2 separate regions of the Homo sapiens genome follow, and region 2 is linked to region 1. The links are chromatin loops, found by intact Hi-C in ENCODE. Cell type or tissue: PC-3. All regions are shown on one strand. Links, peaks and the distances in the headings refer to the core of each region. The heading gives the core; the rest is flanking DNA.

Region 1 (5,723 bases), core at 352-5,351:
ATTGGAAAGTGAGATAGGCAGAGAACCTAAAATGGTATGCCCCATGTAATGCCAATTTAAAAATGTATGTACATGAATACACATGTAATACTGAAAGATGTACATTAAAATCTTTATCTCTGTGTAGTGAGATTACAGCCAATTTTTATTTCCTTCTTTATATTTTATTTTCCAAATTTGCTACACTAAAAGAGAACCATATTATAATAAGGAACTGCAAATGTTAAAGAGGGAGGGAGGGAGGAAGGAAGGAAAGAAGGAAAGAAGGGAGGGAGGAAGGAAGGAAGGAAAGAAGGAAGAAAGGAAGGAAGGAAGGGTTATATTTGAGAGCTGAATGGGATAATGTATGGGAAGTCAGAATGGTTCCATAAATAGACGGAAATTACAATTCCTGCAGGAGCCTTTTAAACTTAACCTGTCTTAAAAATTTCCTACAAATCCAGCCTGACAGGCTGTGACAGGGAGCTGAGGTATTTAGCGGGTAGCAGGAGGGGCACTGGACATGCGAGGAGCCAGAGCTGGGGCAATCGGTAGGGAGGGACTACCCACCGGTCCAGCCACTCCTTTCACAAGAAGGGGATGTGTACACAAGGAAGAAGGTCTTGTGAGTCTGACTTCTTGGAGGCTGTTGGGCGAAAGCTGTGCCGGTGACTGGCTTCCCTGACCCTGCCCTCCTCCAGTCTGGGCCTCACTGACTCTGAGCATTCAGCGTTCTAGCTATGAAAATGAGTTGATAATTTGCATAGGTTGGAACACAGTTGTGCTAAAGACGTACTCTTTGGTTACCTTGGTAGTTACTTTTTTTTTTTTCTGGTCCCATTTCCCTGCCATAGGAAATAATACACAGCTCTAAAAAACAATACACAAAATAATGTAAGAAATCTATGGGGTAATAGGGTATGTTTGATCTAGTGGGGAGGGAAGTAGCTTCACTAGGTGATTATGGGAAGGTTTAGGATCATGTTATTCATGAAGAGGAAACAAGCAGCGAGAATTCCAGGAAATCATCATAATAAAACAAAGAGTTCCAGGAAATCATCATAATAAAATAATGGCTACTATCATTTATTACTATACTAAGCATTTTACAAATATTGTTATTAATGCTCACGACAACTCATTTCCATTGTTTTTTTTCATTAAAGTCAGCATTTACACATGAGAGAAACTGGGGCCTCAGACACTAAGTGATTGTAAGTGTCAGAGCCTCAATTTGAACAAAGACTTTTATTCGGTACTAAGAGTTCTGGAGGCAGATGATGATGACGGTTGCGCAATAATGTGAAGACTTAATATTACTGAACTATATATTCAAAAATGAATGAGATTATAAATTTTATGCTGCACGTATTTCACTACAATTAAAAAAGAAAGTCTATACCTTGTATACTACATTGCTACATATTCCAAAGATATTTTGATGTTACTATTATGATAGACCCCACATTAAGGAATTGCCTGCTTTCCCTTAAATGGAAAGAAAACAGGGTCCTAATACCCTCCCTAAAGTGGCTCAAGGAACCTCAGCATAGGTTTCCTTTCTGTCTCCTTTTTTCCCCTCTCCATCTTTTTAAAAATTATTCTCCTTCTGTCCCTTCTCACATCCTTCTTTCACCTTTCCTCACCCTGAACAGATGGATAGACTGCCTTCCTTCCCAACACACACACACACACACACACACACACACACACACACACACACACACACACAGAGTCCACAGCCACAAGTGTCTCTGACCAGCCAGTGTTGCTGAGGCTGCACCTCAGTCTTCGTGGTGTTCACAAACTAAGGGGATTCTGATCAAGTCCTCTTGATCCTAACACTGTAAATGGAAGAAGAAACAGGTTTGTTTTAACCTGGGAGGTGTAATTTCTTTCTTTCTTTCTTTTTTTTTTTTTTGTCTTTTTCTTTTCTTTGAGATGGAGTCTTACTCTGATATCCGGGCTAGAGTGCAGTGGTGCAATCTTGGCTCAATGCAGCCTCTGGCTCCTGGGTTCAAGTGATTCTCTTGCCTCAGCCTCCTGAGTAGCTGGGATTCCAGGTGCCTGCCACCACACTCAGATAATTGTTGTATTTTTAGTAGAGACGGGATTTTGCCAAGTTGGCCAAGCTGGTCTCGAACTCATGACCTTAGGCGATCCACCCATCTCGGCCTCCGAAAGTGCTGGGATTATAGGTGTGAGCTACTGGGCCCTGCTGGGAGGCCTAATTTCAGAGACGTGGAAGTTCCAATGAAGATGAAACTGGGAGGAGGTGGATGCAGAAAATGACAAGCTCCAGTGTTTAAATCCAACAACAGCACACACATACACATACACAGAGGAAATGAGCAAGTGAACTGGTACCATTCCACAGAAATGAGAAAAGCTGAGAAATAGAGGACAACGTGCTTGCCTAAGATTCTGGCTGCATTTACTGAAACTCTCCCAGCCCTGCCTTTCAGCAGTTCTTCTGTGGATGGGAGTGTGACAGTGCTGCCTTCTGACCACAAGGTGGGGCTTATACTGGGATACACTGACTATCAGAAGGATTTCTTGTTTGAGCCTTTTCCTTTTAGAAATCTTTCTATATTGCCAACTAGATATGATTAAGGGCTTACTATACGTTACCTTACCAAGCTCCAAGATTCCAAAAACATCCAAGTTGGAATTTGTGCAGAGCTTAAGACCTGTACTTGGACACTTACTTACCACAGAAAAGAGAAAAATATGTCATTTTTCCTGAATTTCTTTTTCCCTCACTGTGGTATATTTATTAAGGTAGGTGGTGGCTTGTTGTGTTGTAAGTTTCTACTACAGAGCCCTTGTGAAGGTCAAGGTGGGCCTGAGTCATCGCCTTTCTTTTCTTATTCTTCTTTTTAAATAATATCAATATTTTAAAGAGAAAGAAGAGAAATGTCACAACAAAATTATAAAACTTTTACAAATACATTAACTGCCTATATTTAATAAATTAACATGTTTAGATTGCACAAATATATTGCAATGTATTTGTGGTATTAAAAGTATAAGCACTTCGTAGTATACTCAGATTCTATGTTCAGGACAGGATAAGATTTTAAAGTTAAGTATTATGTGTCTTCTGTTTTCAATCTTATCAAAATATCTCTGGCTGGCAGCTTGACCTTATTTGTTAATAACACTGAAGATCAGCTTTAAGGGTTTTTGTGAATGCAAAGCCCTGGACAAATATACTCCTCCCACCCCGCCCATTTGATGAACTGTTTACAAACCACAGATGTCATTGAATAGATTTAATGGAGGTGAGGTCACTGGGCATGTTTCACCCTTTTAAGCACAAAATTCAGACCCGTCAGAAACTTTTCCTGATGCTCTTGCAACCTTATTTACTAAGCTTAAAAGAGTTTTGTTAAACTAGTTTTCAAGACTTGGGCCACTGGGACATGAACACTAAGTGGGCTGCCAGAGCTCTACCCAGGCTGGACTTCATTCTGCAGAGGGAAGAGAGCTCAAGCTTTGGGGCCAGAGACCTGGGTGCTGATTTAAATTCAGGTTTGGGTCCAGCTGCTTGCTTGCTATGTGTGTACAATTTTAACTCCCTGAGCCTGTTTTCTTAAACATAAAAATGGAGATAATAGCGCCAAGCACATAAATTTGTGATGAGAATTAAATGAATTAACTTTTATAAAGAACCCAGTACAGGAGCTGGAAGACAATAAATATTACCCTGCCCCCCACCCCTCTATCTGCCTCCGTGCCTCCTCATTATTTCCACCACCAGCCATAGCCACTGGGTCACACAACTATGGGCCTAATTGCCTAATTGAGGATATCCACTGAGGATGTGGTCAGAAGAGCTCTATCAAGCAAGAGTTGCCCCACATTCAAATAATTCTGCAACTTTAGTTTAGTTGCTCCATCCTTCCAATTGCTCACACCTGAAGTCTTCATCGTCTGTGACTTTTGTCTTTTTCTCATGTCTTATACCTAATCCTTCAGGGTTTTGTGCTGTCTCTACCTTAAATTATCCAGAATTTGACCACTAGTCACCACGCTTGTCTAATGTAAGCAATTATCATCTCTCTCCTGGATTTCCATCATGCCCTCTAACTGGTTATCCTGCTTTGCTTCCCTTCCTCCTGCCATACTCCTTTTTACCCTAGCTGTCAGAGTGTCAGATCATGTCACTGATTTTCCAAAGACACTGCAATGGTTCTCCCCACAGAGTGAAAGCTGGAATCCTTGCGATGACCCGCAAGGCCTATCTAGTGTGGCCACTTGCTGTCTGTCCTCCTTTCCCATTCACCAGCTCTCCCTGCTCCAGCCACACTGGCCTCCTTACTGTTCCTCATACACGCCAGTCATGCTCCCAACTAACTGTTAACTCTCACTGTCCCTTTGCCTGGAATGCTCGCCCACATAGTCAGAGCCAATTCCTACTTTCTTCCATTTGTAGCTCGGCATCAATCTCTCAAGGAGGCTTCCTCTGACTCTCCAATGCTGCAGTCTGCTCACTCCTCACACACCTGACTCCCCTAATTCCCCCATCTGTTTTATGTTTATTTTTTCATAACATTTATTCACCGAAGGCACTTCCTAAGGGTAGGCATTTCTATTTGTGATATTCATTAACCTTTCCCAAGCACCTAGAAAAGTGTTTGGGATATAGAAAGTGTTCTGTAAATATCTGTTAAATGGATGAGTGATGGGAAAGTTAAGCCTCTCTACATATATTTTCAAGCAATATTCACTAAGTTTGATGCTTTTGCTTCAGAGCAAATCAGTTGGGTTTATTTCCTTCTTTCTTACTTTTTTTTCTTAGTATTTTTCCAACTCCAACCACATTACTTGTTTCACAACGACAGGTTAAACGGTTGCAACTTGTCTGAGAGTCATGAGGAAATCAGGCAAGAGGAAACAGTGTCGGCAAGAGAAGAGCGCAGGAAGCACTTCCTTCTTTTCTTGGGGGCAGGGAATAGGCGTCTGATGGTAATGCACACCATCACCATGGCCTCCAATTACAGCTCCTTACTTCATTGAACCCATGCCCTTCTCCTCTTGGTTGAAGAGAACTTTGCAAATGGCAATGTTTAGTTAGCCACATTGAAGGACGAGTACATATTCTCTTACAGTTTTGCTAAATCTGAGAGTTGGGTAAGTGTCCTCTGCTGGTACAAGTGGGCAAGTTTCCCAGAGGAAGTTCTCCATTTCACATACCTTAGCTTACAGGGTAATAAAACAGTCAGAAGAGCTGTATAGGCAAACCCCATCATTTTACAAATGAAAAACCTGAGGCCTCGATAGGAGGGACTCGTCCTTCTACTGGGTTATGATGTCCCTCTCCCCTCACTGAATCAAGATTCTCTTCTCCAGTCTTCTAAGTCTAATCTGGCAGGAGAGGAGGGGAGAAAGAAGATAAATGTGCTCAAAGGAAAGTCTGTAAGTCTTACAGACACATGAGAGAAACCCCCTGAGACAGCACAGAATTCTGGACTCTCTGCTTAGGTTCTAATCCTAACTCTGTTTCCTACTTGCTGGATGACCTTCTGCAAGTTATTAAATACTTAACCTAAGTTTGTTTTCTTATCTTTTAAATGGCGATATTTAATACTAAAATATAGGGTTGTTGTGAATATTACAAAAATAAAACATGAAGTACTCAGTAATAAGATTCTGTAAGTACAATTATTCTTGAGTGAGAACTTTGTATACCCATTGCTAAAGTCCAAGCAAGTCAAACCTAGAAAAGAAATGTGCTATTT
Region 2 (5,339 bases), core at 340-5,339, 370 kb after region 1:
ATTTTTTTTAAATGAAAACAAGTTTATTAAGAAAGTAAAGCAATAAAGAGTGGCTATTCCATAGGCAAAGCAGCAGCCTGAGCTGCTGGTTGGCCATTTTTATGGTTATTTCTTGATTATATGCTAAACAAGGGGTGGACTATTCATGAGTTTTCTAGGAAAGGGGTGGGCAATTTCCTAGAACTGAGGGTTCCTCTCTTTTTTAGACCATACAGGGTAACTTCCTGATGTTGCCATGACACTTGTAAACTGTCATGGGGCTGGTAAGAGTGTCTTTTAGCATGCTAATATATTATAATTAGTGTATAATGACGAGTGAGAACGACAGAGGTCACTCTCGTCTCCATCTTGGCTTTGGTGGGTTTTAGCTGGCTTCTTTACTGTAACCTGTTTTATCAGCAAGGTCTTTATGACCTGTATCTTGTGCCAATCTCCTATCTCATCCTGTGACTTCGAATGCCTAACCTACTGGGAATGCAGCCCAGCCCAGTAAACCTCAGCCCCATTTTGCCTAGCCCCTATTCAAGATGGAGTTGCTCTGGTTAAAACGTCTCTGCCATATTTCCCCCCTCCATATTTTTAAGGAGGTAAATTTGAGTAGCAAGGTAGTAAGGAACTTCTTGTAAAAATGGCAATATGTATCAGTGATTCTCCCATCAGGGGCAAGACCATAGTTTGGTAAGGCACATTCTTTACTAGGTGAGAGCCAAGGGGAGTGACAGCAATCACCACATGAAATTAGGCATAATTCATAGTTTATCTGTATAGCAGATTGAAAACCCAGAAAAAAATTGAGAAATAAATATTGATGTAAATCATCAGATTTTTCAGCAAATATAGTCCTTGTTTCCCCCAAAATAAAACAAACATTTTATATTTTTAAATATTTTATTTTCCTGTTCTTTGTGAAAACATCAATAAATATCGAAACCTCTCTGCTCTAACACAGAGGGAAACACTGCATAATTAACATTAAACAAGGCAGTATGCCTTACAAGAAAGACATAAAATGTCCAAGGGATATTTAGAACATTTTAGTTCTTAAAGCTTCAACATGAGAAATGTTGACCACACACTGTGAAATCATTTCAATAAATAACAACTGACATTCATCTTTACAGTTACAAAATAGACACACATACATTTCCCTGCCGTCACATTGATCTCACTGGCCATTTTCTTGGATTCCTCAGCCTCTATCACAGTGGCTGACATGTGATATGTCATCACGAAGAAATATTAACAAATGACTAGAGAATATCTGCAAACCTTCTATCTTCAAATTAAATATGAATCAGGATTGAACTAACTTGGGTTTGACCTAAAATAAACAATAAATATAATGGGAGAGTGTGCAAGTAGATTCAATCATAACCTTATTTTACACATAAAATATTAACATAGAATCTTCTAAAACAAACAAATAAATAAATAAATAAATAAATAGAAGACTTCTCCTAAGTGATGCTCAAACACATTAGGCGCAATCCAGGTGGCCTCTGCAGCTGTGTCTCTCTTTCCTCTTCTGTTCCTGTAAGGGCAGGGCCTCCTTCAGGAACAGCCACCAATAAGCTTCCTCCTTCCTTCTGGTCAGTTGGATTTGCCACTGTAATGAGAAAATGGGTGCCCTGAGTAGGTGCTCAGGAAAGCTGACTGCACAACAGTCTTCTCCTGTCCTGTTTCCCCAGGCTCTAGAGTTTTCTGAATGCAGTTTCCCCAGCCTGGCACCCAAGTGGGTACTGCCTGTGACAGCTGTGCTGTGTGGCAAGGACCTCTAGGCTTGGGATGCTCTTTTAGGAATGGGGGTGACGTGGGGTGGAGGAGTGGCAGTCTACACTGTTTTACTGGCTAAAACAGCCAGAGCCTATTGCTCTTTGTCATACTGGGCCTCACTTGAGCCTCAAAGCAACCTCATGATGTAGCTACCATTATTTTCCCTGTTTTGCTGAGTCTCAGATAAACTAAATAATATTGTCTCTGAGTGACATGGCTAATAGGTGGTGGCAACCAGTTATATACCCAGTGCAATATTATTGTGAAATCTCTGCACTTCAACCCTAAACTTTTACAAAAAACCAGGGGGTCTGCTTTTCAGGTCTGAAAGTCAGTAGGAACTAGGGGAAATGAAGCTTGTGTTTTTTAACAGGTGGAAAACACTTCAGCACAACTGGCAAACTCCAATGAGACCTTACATGAAAGCAGTTTTACCTACATTCACTGGCAGGAGGGAAGAACCTGGGTGGTGACCCTGGGCACTGGGAATATCCTCTGGCACCAGAACAGATTAATAACCTTAATGGCAACTTTGTGAAAATAATAATTTTTTCAGTCCTGCAGCTAACCCTGGGTTTTCCTGATTTACTTTTTAGGGGGCAGACGCCAGTATTTCTGACCAACAGCTCCAGTCGCCTGTGTACATGGAAATTATAACTTACTTTTTCAGCATCTTTTCGATGATTTTCTTAACCATGGGCGATGCGGGGTTGAGACAAGCTTTCTGCCCATTCTTGAGTGTGGCTCTGCAGAGAGAAGGGAATCTCGTGAGACAGGAGGTCGGGCTGAGGACAGGGTTTGGGGCAGCGGGAGAGTCGGGGACCCCAGCAGTGGCAGCGGCAGCGATGGGCGAGACTTACATGACTTCGGTTTGGGCGCAGTGGGGTCCGGGGGACTTCACCTTCACACTTTGGATGTTCTTGAGGTGAATTCCCTGCAGGGTCTGCAAGCACTGGCAGCGCAGTTCAGTGGCCAGGGGCGCTCCTAGGGAAGAAGAGACTCGCTGATTGAGCGGGGCTGTCGGCGCGGGGCGCCCACCCCAGCCGCGTCCGGCCCGGGGACCCCAGGGCGCCGGGACCCACCTGCTGCGCGCCGGCTGGCGGCCACCAGGAGCAGGAGCAGCAGCGCCACCCGCAGGAGCCGGGGATTGCTGGGGGCGGCGGAGAGCGTGGCGCGGGCCATGGGGCTCAGCAGGCGGTTCGAGCGGCTGTGCGAGGAGGAGAGCTGGCAAGGAGCTGCCTGTGGCCCGGGCTCTGTGGCTCTCCGAGAACGGCGAACCCCTTTTATGCATGGTTGGGGCTGGAAAGCCCGGAGTCCCGGGCCAGGGAAATTCCCGGAGCTCCAGATCGATCCCGAGTTCGGAAGGAAGGCGATGGCCCCGCCTCTGGGGTGGAGGGGGGTCGGGGCACTCACGAGTGACGTCCGGGTCTGACTGTCTTGCGTAACTCCCGCCAACTGTGGGATGTTCTCTTTCTGCCCCGAATCCCTGGAGCGGGAGCGAGAGCCCGCCGCTCTCAGAGATACCGAGATAACCGCCTGCGAGGAGGCGCTTCGTGAACCCAGTGCAGTGCGTCGTGGGTCAGATCCCTTAGACCCACGTAGGGACCGCGCTACATCCTTACCGGGGGGAGTTACTTCTCTGGAAGACATTTCAGTTGTTGGGATTGAAAGTTAGGGCAAGAACTGCAGCATGTCTTATCTATCCTCTCTCTTTAGTTTGGGTTCTGCAAATTTCATTAATGTTTGAAATAAACGCACGCTTTAACAGTACATGTGTCATCTCAGATGACGCATAAGAGCTTTTGTCTCCTTCCTGGTGTTTTATGATCTTAAAAGCAAATATCACGTGTGTGTGTGTGTGTGTGTGTGTGTGTGTGTGTGTGTGTGTGTGTTTCAACGTAGTGGAGCCAGGTGTTGGGTGCGGGAACAGACCATTGCCAAGGGTCAATTCAGTGTTTATTTTAGTTAACAGTGTTGCAATCCCCCATCCTTTCTCTCTTTGAAATCTTGGAACATCTCGAACTCTAGTAATTCCAGTAGCATCAATTTTTTGTTGTATGGAAGTCTGTGTTTTGATCCATGGAAGTCACTGGGAGCTGCGAGGGGCCTGTTGGGCTCAGGAGGTCTGCCTTTTCTAGTGCTGTCCCTGGGCAGAAAAGGCCATAGACACCACCAGAAAAGGAGCAGGGAATGAGACTCCGCTTGTTTACTACTCTAAGCACAAGCAGACATGTCTGATATATACATACTAGATTGCTAACATAATTGCATTTCCATGCCATATGTATTTACCAGCATCCTGGGATTGGTTCCCTCTAGAGAAACAGCTATCGAGGAAATTTTAGTTCTAGAGGAATGTCAATAAAGCATTTCCAAGCCTGTTTAGCTGATGCCTTCTCACTGGATTACTGACTTTTCATCATCAATTTCAATGACCCCCTCTCTTTAAAAATTAAGCTGTAGGCCTACAATACTCTGTCTTAATTCTTCCTGGTGGATGCAGACTTCAGGGATATGGAGATATTCTGCCACTGCTATGAGAAGGGCTGGGAGTGGCACGAGGATGAAGAAGTGGGACTACCTTAGGAATAGAGTGTTCCCTGGATGCTGCAGCTGTAGAGATCACTTGATAAGGATGTCAGGGCTGAAGTTTCAGCCATACCACTAACTTGCTTCATGACCCTTGGTAATTTATGCTTTATTTGCTCATGTTTCTCCCCTGTAGAAGAGCTTATAATAGTGCCTGCCTCACGGGGTTGTTAGAAGTATTGATTGTTAATATGTGTAAACCATCAGTGCATGTAAAGTGTTATGTAAATATTTGTTAAATAACAAAATAGAAGTGGTGTTTCACAACCTTACTGATATAGGCTGGATGTTTGTGTCTCTTTCAAATTCAGATGATGAAGCCCTGACTCCCTTATGTGCTAATATTAGAAGACAGGACCATGGGAAGTAATTAGGTTTAGGTGAGGTTATGAAGGTATGGCCCCCATGATGGGATAAGTGCCATTACAGCAAGAGATCAGTGAGCTTTCGATCTCTGGCTCTCTCTCCCTTTCTGCATTGTGAGGACACAGCAAGAAGGCCACCATCTGCAAACTGAGAAGAGGGCCCTCACCAAGCATGAAATCTGCCAGGATCTTAATCTTGGACTCCCCAGCCTCCAGAACTGTGAAATAATTGTTGTTTAAGCCCCCTAGCCTATGGCATTCTGTTATAGCAGCTCAAACTGACTAAGACACTTAACTAAACAGAAGCACTCTGATAAAGCCTTATGAACACACACACGCACAAAGAAAGAAATATTTTCAAAGAAACATCTTCTAATTTACCTTTAAAATTTTTCAGCATCAGAAATTTTAAAGGAGGGTGCATTTCTATCCTTATGGGATCTTACAATAATTTTTTGATCCATTGTTTGTTTGAAATTTTAGTTTCAATCACTTTCCACATAAAATGAGAATAAGAGTAAAATTCTACCCTATCCATTTATTAGAAAAGATTTATGAAATGACTCTGCCTTGGGCATTAACAGCTAGCTGCCCAAACTTCTTTATTTTGTG

The links. Peaks named below come from ENCODE experiments on the same cell type or tissue, not always from the same donor. Only the 100,000 strongest peaks of a DNase experiment are listed, where the experiment ranks them.
Region 2: it touches region 1 in a loop (2.6-fold over the local background); 9 of 110 quality-filtered maps call a loop at or near these places.

What each region holds. Positions count from the first base shown.
Region 1 is chr4:73,727,269-73,732,991 of GRCh38, forward strand. No RefSeq gene overlaps it. Among named protein-coding and RNA genes, the nearest start is that of INKILN, 9.1 kb to the left of the region's middle. In PC-3, for the core only: a CTCF peak has its summit at 2,480 (motif pointing right); DNase peaks (open chromatin) are centred at 593, 2,463 and 3,223; H3K27ac peaks cover 4,988 bases.
Region 2 is chr4:74,096,166-74,101,504 of GRCh38, forward strand. CXCL2 (C-X-C motif chemokine ligand 2) reads right to left here and starts at 3,030. Exons shown (of 4, transcript NM_002089.4): 1 at 2,856-3,030; 2 at 2,634-2,757; 3 at 2,436-2,519; 4 at 875-1,606. The coding sequence starts at 2,955. The coding sequence ends at 1,591. In PC-3, for the core only: a CTCF peak has its summit at 2,918 (motif pointing left); DNase peaks (open chromatin) are centred at 3,196 and 3,556; H3K4me3 peaks cover 3,173 bases; H3K27ac peaks cover 3,080 bases.